Linked DNA regions of Homo sapiens: region 1 is linked to region 2. A link is a loop called in an ENCODE intact Hi-C map of the cell type or tissue named here. Cell type or tissue: GM12878. All regions are shown on one strand. Each heading gives the region's core, and the rest is flanking DNA. Links, peaks and the distances in the headings are about the cores only.

Region 1 (5,386 bases), core at 316-5,315, 340 kb before region 2:
CCTAGGGAGAAAAAAAAAGACAACACACACACATACACACACACCAATATAGGTCTTTTTTGTATGGACTTGTGGACTCCTCAGAGAAACTGTACTAGATATTTACTTGAAATAGAAGTTTCACACATTTTCTTCTGAAAGTTAATTTCAAAACTTTATTTTCAACTGTTGTCACAATGCTATGCCTTTCCAGTTTATATCTACGAGCAAAGCCATGCTTTCTGTATCAGTAAAATGATTTGATGTGTTTCAGTCATGGATATGTGAACTTCCCCATTTTGTCTTTTTAAATAGCCATCCGTATATCAAATGTGGAAAAATACTCACATGTGGTGGGAGAATCTGTGTTGCTCAATCTAAAAAATTATTTGAAAATAAATTGACCTTCAGCCATGAATCCCTGCTCCTCCCACCATCCCTACTCAACTATCATTTAACCAACTGGCATTCCAGATGCAGAAACTGGGGTCTGAAGGAAGGGATCATTTTACATATTGGTAAACTGAGGCCAGTCACTAGCTTTTCAGCCCAGTGAGTAACATGCAGTGTTTCTGGAGGCACTGGATATGATTCACCCAAGGCCTGGTTCCCAGACCACAGATTTCTGAAGGCGACTGCTAGGCCACTGGTACTTGGGCTTCAGCTGGCTCTTTTCTTACTGGCTGCAAAATTGGAATTTGGTATTTCTTTTGATACTTTGAAATGCTAGGGAAGGAGTGGCCAGAAATTATCAGGAGGTGGTGGGCATGGTGTTGCACAGGGGTCAGAAAAAAGGGATCCCCTTGGAAGAATAGTCTGGAAGCCACTCAAGAATTCTTGTATATCTGCCTGGAAGTACAATCTACACTTTACTTTTGCTCTTTCAATCAAATTCAGTGCAAACTTAGTGGCAAAAAATATTGGACACTAAAGAAAAGTGAAAAAGTCGGCGACTTACTTAGATATCCTTGTGATTCTTTCTGCATGGCTGTTATTGGGCAGTCTTTATGTGTTAACAACAACTGTTTCAGCTGGGCCACCTCATTTTTCAACATAGACACTTCATTCTAAAAGAGATATGTATTAAAACCATGTTGAGAAGACCAGAGGATACAAACCCACAGCCCTGTGCACTTTCAACAACAAAACTGGCAAACTCTTCCATTATGTCTAAATGACATTAAGAATATTATTTAATGTGGTTCACCTGAAAGTTTGTAGCTTACCTTTAATTTGGCCCTCACATTTCCCAGGGGCTTTCTGCAGAGCTTAGGTTTTAACTCAAGAGCTGAACCTTATTAAAAGGCTAGACCACACCCTTAGGTGATGGGAACCGAAGCCAGGTGAGAATCCTTACTCCACACTGACTGTGTGACCCTAGGTAGATTACATAACCCAGCTGAGCTCCAGCAACCTCGTTATAAGATGGGGATAAGAAGAGTACATTATTTGTGTTACTATGAGGATTAAATACAGTAATAGATGGGAAACAGAACAATACCCAGCACATAATAAGGACTTAATACATTTAACTATTGTAACCTTCACAAGCTCAGGTTTACATCCAATTGAGAATGTGAATATGAGGCGCACATTGGGCAGAATTATGTGGTAGGATTTGTGGCTTCCACCTGAAATGCAATCAGAATAAGCTGACTCATCTACCATCAGATTTTCCAAAAGAAGTCTGTGTTGCTCAATCTAAAAAGAATATCTGAAAATAAATTGACCTTCAGTCATGAATCCCTGCTCTCCCCACCATCTCCTACTCAATTACTGTTCATGGGATACTGTTGAGCAGAGCACATCTACCTGCCTGATGCCCACTGAGCAGGAGGTATGGAAGCATACAGTACACATGTTGGTCAGCTGCAGGTGGATGATGTCAGCTCAGGGTGGCAAGGAGGCAATGAAGTTTTGGGCCATGATTGAATTAATTTGATTGAGTTCATTGATTATTTGGTCAATTTCGGTCTATAAAATACTCTTTCCCCCCTCAATATCAGGATATTGTGGATGGTGTGGGGTTTTCTTCTTATTTACTCATGTAAGTGCCTCGGATCTCTACTTTATCTGTTAATATTAATTCACAAAGGCATGCTCATAGCTTTGTAGAATAATGAACTTGGCACCCATTGTCTACAAATATAAACATAAAATAGATGGTAGCTCCGAGATGCTTCCACTTGATAAAAGTGAACGTAAATGTAGCACTATCTTGAATAAGCCACTTAAAAATTGTGATCAATAATATCCTCTCTTTGGTCAAGGTTTATTTGTGGCTGCCAGGCATTATACCTCACATGTAGGAGACTTAAAAAATGCATGCACACCGAAAAGGACGATTAACATTGCTGTCATTAAGTTGTACCTACACTTTCAATATGAACTTGGCTTTTCAGCCATGTATTTATCACCTAGGAAAGTATGTTTGGGATTCTAGAAGTTGCGCTAAAAAAAATTGAAATCTGTTTTAAGGAATATCTCCCATTTCTAAATTTCTTGGTGAAATAAATTATAAGCAACCACATATTGAGTAACATTAATAACAAAAATAATAAAATAAAACAATGACAAAATAATAAAAATCTCATCTACAAATCTCATCTCATTCCCTTTCTCTTCCAAACTTTATTTTTACAAAATAAAAATGACTATTTGGGAAATTAGCCTTAATGATGAATAAATCACTTAATCAAACAAGAAAATTGCTCTTACATCTCAGAACATACAAGAAGGCAAATTGTACCTCCCAACTCCAAATGAATGTGATTGATAAGGGGCTCTGTGGAAACCAAAAGTGACCCTGTCAATTCCAAGGTCAGTGGGATAACTTACAGGACAATTTATTTTAGCCTTAAACACTAACTTCTTCCTCTTTGACTTTACACCTATCTAAATTCAGATGGCCTTCCTTCTTTTTCTCAGTTCTCCTTCTGCTCAAAATAGCACATATAAAAGAAAGTCACTTCTAGACCATCAAATGAAGGCAATCTCTGGTTAAAAAAAAACAACCAAACAAAAACCAAGAAAGGAAACAGAGATGTGTTTATGTGTGTGTGTGTGTGTGTGTGTGTGTGTGCGTATATATTTGCTTCAGAAGGAAATGTCATATTATTTGCATTTAGACTACAGAAATAACACTTTTCTGAAATCGAAACTGCTAGACACCTTGCCCCCTGAGTAGAAGCTCTCAGCTGCAGATAATGTAGACAATGGATCTTAGAAAATGGAATCAAGTTCTAATTTCTAGTGAATCCACACTTTTCTACCTAGAAAACAAACAAGAAAAGTATTAAAAACAAAACTGGGTTCTCTTGCTTTCTTATACTTTTGGAAGAAAAAACACCCCTGCCTGTGGCCATCTTGGAGAGGTTGAATTTAGTCTCCATTTCTTCCCCCACTATGTCCTGGGCAATGAAACCCTTTCTTGGCAGCATTCGATCTCCCAGGCACAAAGTGTTCATTGCCCCTTCCCTAAGAAAACACTCAATTCTATTCTCTGGGTTTCTACAGTTAGCAAAGAGCTAACTGCCTATGATATTTGGCATGCCCCAAACAGTTTCACAATAAATTTTTGCTTTCATAAGTCTGTTTTACTATAAAAAGAGCACTAGTCAGCACATGTGGTGCCCTGGCCTATCACCAAAACCCCATACAAAGTATATGACTTTGGTGGCATTTAGTCTATGAACAGCAAAACACTTTATTAATAAAGCAATATGTTGTAAGTACAGAGACCAAAGGCCTGAGTGTTGTGAGGATCTGTAAAAATGCAGAACCCTGAGAATATTGAGACAACTGACCATCATTTAAAGATATATGTGAATATGAACATATTCTTTTTTTCTTTTTTATTGTTATAGAGACAGGGTCTTGCTATGTCGTCCAGGCTGGACTACAGTGGCACCATCATAGTTCACTGCAGCCTCTACCTCCTGGGCTCAAGCAATCCTCCCACCTCAGCCTTCTGAGTAGCAGGGACTAGAGACATGTGCCACAATGCCCACCTAATTTTAAAAAATGTTTTGCAAAGATGGGGTGTAGCTATTTTGCCCAGGCTGCTCTTGAACTCCTGGCCTCAAGTGATTCTCCAGCCTCAGCCTCCCCAAGTGCTGGGATTACAGGCATGAGCCACTGTGCCTGGCAGGACATATTTCTTAATGTAACATGTTAATACTTATTTAGCCATGTTATTGTGGGAAAATGAACACCAATTAATGTCCTCAGTAGAGAAGGGCAATCAGCTTCTTGTTTATCCATATACATATAACTATGATGCTGCAAGGACTAAATAAAGGCCTAATAACCACATAAGCCATAGAAATTCATGGGGCAGCATCCAGTAGGAAAAGGAACTCTCACTTGAGAGTTGAGAATAATAGGGTTTGAGTTCCCAAGCTGCCATGCCAACCAAGTATAAAACACGATGGTTGAACTACTTCCAGAAAGTTCCTTCCAGAAAGAATTTTTTTTTATTCTACAAGCAATTCTGTGTCACCTTCTATTGAGAAAGCAAATTACCCAATTATCCAATGAAAGAGTCCATCTTGACTTTTATTCATTACTTAGCTACTTTCAATATGCTCAAATATGCTTATAATTCAGGTCTTATCTTTCATAAGGGAGCCAGTTCTAGCACCTCTTATGCTTCTAAATCTTAGTAGGGCAGATTCCAAAGCAACATTTATAGTTTCATTTTAGAGCAAAATTTTCTATGTCCATTTATGTGTCCATATTACTGAGAGAGCATCTACGGAGCCTTCATTATATTTCATAAGGGGCCTTTGGCTTAAGAAAGGTCAAGAATCACTATCCTAGAGAAAGAAGAATGAATTGTGTGCTGTGCACATGCATAATCATCTTAAGGATTCCATAGTGAAAGACTGATTAGTGTAGGAAATGCACAAATACTAGACTATATTTTAAGTAAAAACGCTTTTCAAGGGAACGTAAGTGGAATCACCTTGAATTCATTTTGGAAGAGAACAACCAGATAGCAAATGTTTCAAAATGCATACAAGAAATCAAATGTGGCCTGGAAGTCTAGTAGGGAAATAAAAACCAGGCCTTCTGGAGGCATTTTCTTACTCTGAATTACCTTGCTTTATAAATTGAGGAAAATCACCATTTTGTATTCCCCTATGAAGGTTATAATCAGAGTTTTAGGTCTTAATATAAAAGTATTTTGTAAATACAAGGTATTAATAATATGTATTGATTGTCTGGTGGAAATCAACTCTTCATTTTTTCATTTTTCTAAACGAATTTGAGTTTGCTCCTCTAAAGCAGTTAGCTGTTTAGCGACTGTAAGATCCAGTTGGACTGATCTATTTTTAAACCCATAGTTTGCCTTGGGATGAAGCAGCACGCCACAGAGATATTCAATACTACAAAAACATACTTT
Region 2 (5,386 bases), core at 110-5,109:
TAAATAGTAAGACACTAAAAGGGCTGTTCTAATCTGAAAGCCTGGCATGTATTCTTATAAATACCAAAAGTTATGGGAACTTCAAACCTACAAACTGAAATCATGAGTATCAGTGAGCACTAACAATATGGCTGTGTCCCTGTCACCTCTGATATTGTTAACCTGGAAATGAATGCATTATAAATCTGAAAGGGGGGCTTGAATTTTATTCGTGATATTGACAACATTTATCAGCATTTATCACTCTCCTGTGAGTGTGGGAAGAGCCTTCTTGGCAGGACTCACACGAAACAGATCTTTCTGCTTTGTTGAGCTTATGAGACCTCAAAAGGTTTCTAGAGGAGGAAACTGGACCTTCCTGAAATACCAAAAACAGCTGGAAAACAGGAGCACCTTGAGTCAGTCACACTGTATGACACTCCACATCAATCCTGCTTTCTTCCTAGGAACAAATGTTGTTTATTAATTATATTAGTTAAGGCCATGGCCAATTTGCACTTCGTGTTTCTGAAACAAAGCAAATATTTATCTCAATACATCTGTCAGAAGGGCAAGGGGACACACACAATAATAACCCAACACACATTCACCAAAAACACACTCTCGATTTATTTTCTTCAAAGATGCCTGGTTCTACTTTCAAAGCAAGGATGCAGGTAGGTTATCCCCACATGTGGCTAGCTGTTGGGAAGGAATTGCATATGCAATTTGGAGCTAAGAATTTCTTTCTTTGGGAGGGATATTGCATCTTTCATTATCTTATTTGCTCATCTGCAAAACAGTGCCATTGTAGTAAAACACTGTAGAACAGGACCATTCAAAGAGGTATTATGTGAAAACATAACTATTGGAAGCTAACTGTAAATTAAGAGAAAAGTAAGTCCTCTGGATTTCAAATATATCTTTATTTTTCAAACCTGAATATTGTAACTTTCCACAGAAAAATAAACACCTTGAATTTCAGTCCAAGAAAATCAATTACTTTGTGTTTGTCTTGGTATCTTTCTGTGTGTCTGTGTGTGTCTCTCTCTCTTTCTGTGGGCATCTTCCCTCTGTCTCTTTGCATGTCTATTTCTCCATGTGTGCCTTTCTCTCCTCTCTTTGTGTGTTTGTCTCCTTATGTCTGTCTGTCTGTCTCACACAGACACATGCATATACTCATTTTATCAGTAGTGTTCTTACCAGCGTTACTGGTGAAAGGATCTTGTGGTCTTGTTTCCTGTTGCAGTGTTATTCTTGAAGCGGGCTGCAGTCAGAATCTGAATTTCATTGGGCTATTATTATTTGCAGCTGTGTGACCTTTTTAACCCTGCTTTAAAAGTGACATTTCAGCCCTCAAGCTTGAAACGCCTGAATGCTACAAGGTTTTCAAACCAGAGATTTACACAGGGAACAAGACCAAGAGTGGGGCTGTACCTTATAAGTGAACATTTCACCAGAACTTGGCGTGAAGAGGGTGTGTTCCTGGGCAGTTTAGAGCCAGTAGTCTCCCCCAGAAGGCCTGAACTTGACACATAACACTGCGGTTAAATATTACTATTCTGTTCAAACCAGAAGAATATCCCTGTTCTTCAAAGATATTTGCCATCCCCTGGTATCCCAAAAGCTCAGAATCCTACAACCTGAATCACAGCCCCCTTTGGGATTGCGTCACACTTTATATTATGCTTAGAGGCTGTCAGAAGTTCCCTTCCAATGAGGCCCACTGCTCCCAGGAGGAAGGATTTCCAAACAGCTTTTGTCTCTGGAAACTAACCCGGGTCTTACTTCCCAGAGGGGGCCGTAACAGGAGAGAGTGCTGGGGGCTCACGTCCTCTCACGTACTTCTGCAGAGGTTTGTGGTTTTATTTATGTGGCGTTTATGCTGTGTATAGGAAAACATTCCAGTGGGATTGGGTTTTCATATGTTAGATTCCTCTTTCTTTCTTTTTTTTAAATTTTCCATATGTTTCTTTAGATAGGAGGTCTTTGTTCAAAGTTACTGGCTAATTCTGATTTTTGTTTCACATAATCCTGTCTTATAGCTTTCCTCTCTATGGGTTCAATAGTTCAGAACATACTTGGTAATAAGCACTTGTGTGAAGCATGAGAGGTGCAATGTTGAGTAAGTCGCTGAATGCGTATGAACCGCATTTAGGTCCTTGTCCCCTTGTTACCATGCAGTACAATATACTTTCTTGCAGAAGACATCACATCTCTAAAACAAAAGTTTATTTGACATGTGTGTGGTTAACAAAATACAAGTGTAGAGATTCTTAGGTTTTGAAGGAAATATTGAATGTAACCAAATAATTTAGCTTGTTTCTAATGGGACTAAACATATAACCTCAGAAAACATGCTGACTGGTGGCAAACTCTCTTCCTTTTTACCTGCTCTCACTGTGCACAAAAAGGAAAGAAAACAAAAAAGAAAAATTAGAACAAAACATAGCCAAGGTTTAGGTCGACCCTGTCATCTCTATTTTTCCAGAAAAGAAAGTATTTCATTGTCATTTAAAATAACTGCCCCCATGAACTCCTGAGAGAAAAGACTATGATAGCAACGAAATTCAGTGCAAAACTGGATCTATTCTTCATACTGGTGGAAAGCAGCTTGCCTTTTGGAAAATCTAAGAAAAAGGTCAGCAGTATAGTTTTCTCTTCTCCCTTTGTGCCCTACTACAGTAAAATTTGCCTCTTTAGAATTGGAACACGTTCCCAAATGGTACTACTCTGCCTCTAGATAGATACTTTTTAATGCAGTTTGAGTGCATTTGATTTTTAAACAATTTTCATGTAAAATAAATATCTTTAAATATTCTTAAGAGTCACAACTTTTTAGTCTAGTCTTAGTTTTCTTTTCACACATGCAGATGATTTTTATTGGATAATGTGGGGGGGGGGAGGTTTTGGATTTTTATTCTAGATAAGTATCTATATCTTCAGCAACAATATACATTTGGTCCACCCAATGTACGGGCTGAAGTCATACTCAAAACATCTGAAAATGTGTCTTTTTCTGCATGAATGTGAGCTACCACATGTGAGACTGCATCAAGCCCAGTGATGCCCAAGCCAGACCACTCTGCTTTCGGCGAAACCAGGAAGAGACTATTTCATCTTACTATTAACTCCTATGATTACCACTACTGACTTCCTCTTGAAAGACATTTGAGAATGATGGTATCATACTGGGTGCTTTTTTCCCACGACCCCAGCAGAAAGCTGGGGCATTCCCAGGTTGTATTCTAAAGTAGCCAGCAGTTGTGTTCTGAGCCTGAGACAGCTCACGATGTCCGTTGAACACAGGGTAAAAATATACCGAAGCCTTGATTCAGATTCCTCACACATTCTGCTTCAAATGTCAAGTGTGTGAACATTTGACAGTACTAGGAGGTCACTTAAAGGCCATGTTAAGGCAAAAATCTCATGCCATCTGAAGATTCTCTCATCATTCGAACAAGGTTCTCTTTCTAAATGTTAGCAAAAGGCACATTTCATCTGCCTGCCTAGAAAAGGCATCATTTCCTTGGGTGGCCCAGTAAGGGGATTTGGAAATACGTGAAACCAATTATTGTCTGCTATTATTAGAAGGGGGTCACCCTGGCATTTAGTGGGAAGGGGCCTGGGATATGGGATATTCTGCAATGCACAGAATGACTGGTTCTGTGCAACACTGGAGTCTCCTGATCTGATAGCCAATAGTGTGGCTTCTGCAAGAATAATTAGAGTATAAGTACCCACAACTGCCTCGCCCATGCCACCCAGTTTAGGGTAAAAGGCAGATTAAGAATAACACAACAGGATGAGTGAGACAATGAAAACAAAGACCACATACAGAAGAGGAGATGAAAGGAAGGGACTAAGTGCGTCCCCACCTCTTTATACTTTCCCAAGAGCTCTGAAAAACTCGGGCAAAGTTAAGCTTATGACAAGGCCAGATTCAATGCCAATTAAAACTTTATGAATATTCAAAAAAGTATGTGAAATTATCATTCCCTGTCAGTGTGAGGGAGGGCTGGGGTCTGTTGCCAACATTTAAGCTAAGCATAAGCATACCCTTGCAGGTTCAGTCCATAGAGGAGAGAGATGACTAAGCTGGTATCAATTAGGGTGGCTTTTTCTGGGTAAATTATCTGGTTTGGCCACCTACAGCTCCCACTGTCCAGATAACTTAACCTTTATCTACAGCAGTGTTGACTCAACAGTAGCAAAAGAAAGAGTTGCCCCAACATACAAATATATCTCCTACTCCAATGCCTTACCACTTGTGATAATTGCCTTGTTGATTTTCTATTATTACTGAGAGGACAGCTCCATCATAGAGAATGTGTTTTCCTTTCTTTTTTTATACTTAAATAGAAAACATCACAAGCTTCTAAATTCTGCTTTAACGTTGCTGGCACCATTAGCCCTCCGCTCACAGAATACTTATTAGGGAAACTTTTGCCTCTTAACCAGCTTCTCAGTAAGAAAGCTTAATCAGTCCAAAGGAGCAAAAATACACACACATATACATATTTTTTTCTTTTGGCCTGTTTTCTTATTGAGAAGTTTATATATAATATATATAAATATGTATATATATTCACACACTTTACAGGGATCCTTTCATCCTGATAAACAAGCTCAAGACTCAAAACTCATGCCTAGCTCGTATTGTACCATGAGGAGGATACTGATCTCATAAGGAAGCAACTACAAAACTCTTGGCCCACCTTTCTGCACAAGGTTCACCAGAATGAAGGATCATTAAATATGTTTAAAGTGCAGAAATAAGCCGTGTGGGGTTTTGCGGGGTTTGTTTGTTTGTCTGTTTGTTTTGAGACATGGTCTCTCTCTGTCACTCAGGCTGGAGTGATCACAGCTCACTGTGGCCTCAAACTCCAGGGCTCAAGGGACCCTCCCACCTCAGCCTCTCAAATAGTTGGGACACCACAGGTGTGCACCACCACACCCAGCTAATTTTTTACTTTTTGTAGAGATAGGGTCTCCCTGTGTTGCCCAGGCTGGTCTCAAACTCCCGGGCTCAAGCAATCCTGCTGCCTCATCTTCCCAAAGTGCTGGGATTATAGGTGTGAGCCACCATGCCCAGCTAATAAGCTGTGTTTTGGGGGATTCCTAGATTATTTCCATGGACTAGAAAAGTCCTTCATATCTTTCTCAACTTCCTACTAAACAAAGAATCACTCACTAAAGCCTGCAAATCCACTAAAACACTCTGGAAAAAGCACATGGAAGGAAAAGGCCTTTTCCTTGAACCCCACCACCCACGAGAGGTTAACACTGTGCCAGACTCCAATTCATCAAAAGGTCCAAGCCATTAATAAACAAACGCAGGGCCTTCTCTTTTTCTGCCCCAGGGCTCAGGCCCCCAAACAACAGCACCATTTTCGAATCCACACTT

The links. Hi-C counts contacts between places; a loop is a spot of excess contacts. Peaks named below come from ENCODE experiments on the same cell type or tissue, not always from the same donor. Only the 100,000 strongest peaks of a DNase experiment are listed, where the experiment ranks them.
Region 1: it touches region 2 in a loop (1.9-fold over the local background); 1 of 110 quality-filtered maps calls a loop at or near these places.

The regions. Positions count from the first base shown.
Region 1 is chr7:28,813,731-28,819,116 of GRCh38, reverse strand. CREB5 (cAMP responsive element binding protein 5) reads right to left here. Exons shown (of 11, transcript NM_182898.4): 10 at 938-1,046; 11 at 1. Among named protein-coding and RNA genes, the nearest start is that of TRIL, 140 kb to the left of the region's middle. RefSeq lists an enhancer at 3,158-3,337. In GM12878, for the core only: no CTCF peak of the experiment used is centred there; DNase peaks (open chromatin) are centred at 3,036 and 3,526; H3K4me3 peaks cover 734 bases; H3K27ac peaks cover 1,763 bases.
Region 2 is chr7:28,477,523-28,482,908 of GRCh38, reverse strand. The region is part of intron 1 of CREB5 (cAMP responsive element binding protein 5); the gene reads right to left. Among named protein-coding and RNA genes, the nearest start is that of CREB5, 68 kb to the right of the region's middle. In GM12878, for the core only: no CTCF peak of the experiment used is centred there; DNase peaks (open chromatin) are centred at 1,288, 3,158 and 4,097; H3K27ac peaks cover 3,383 bases.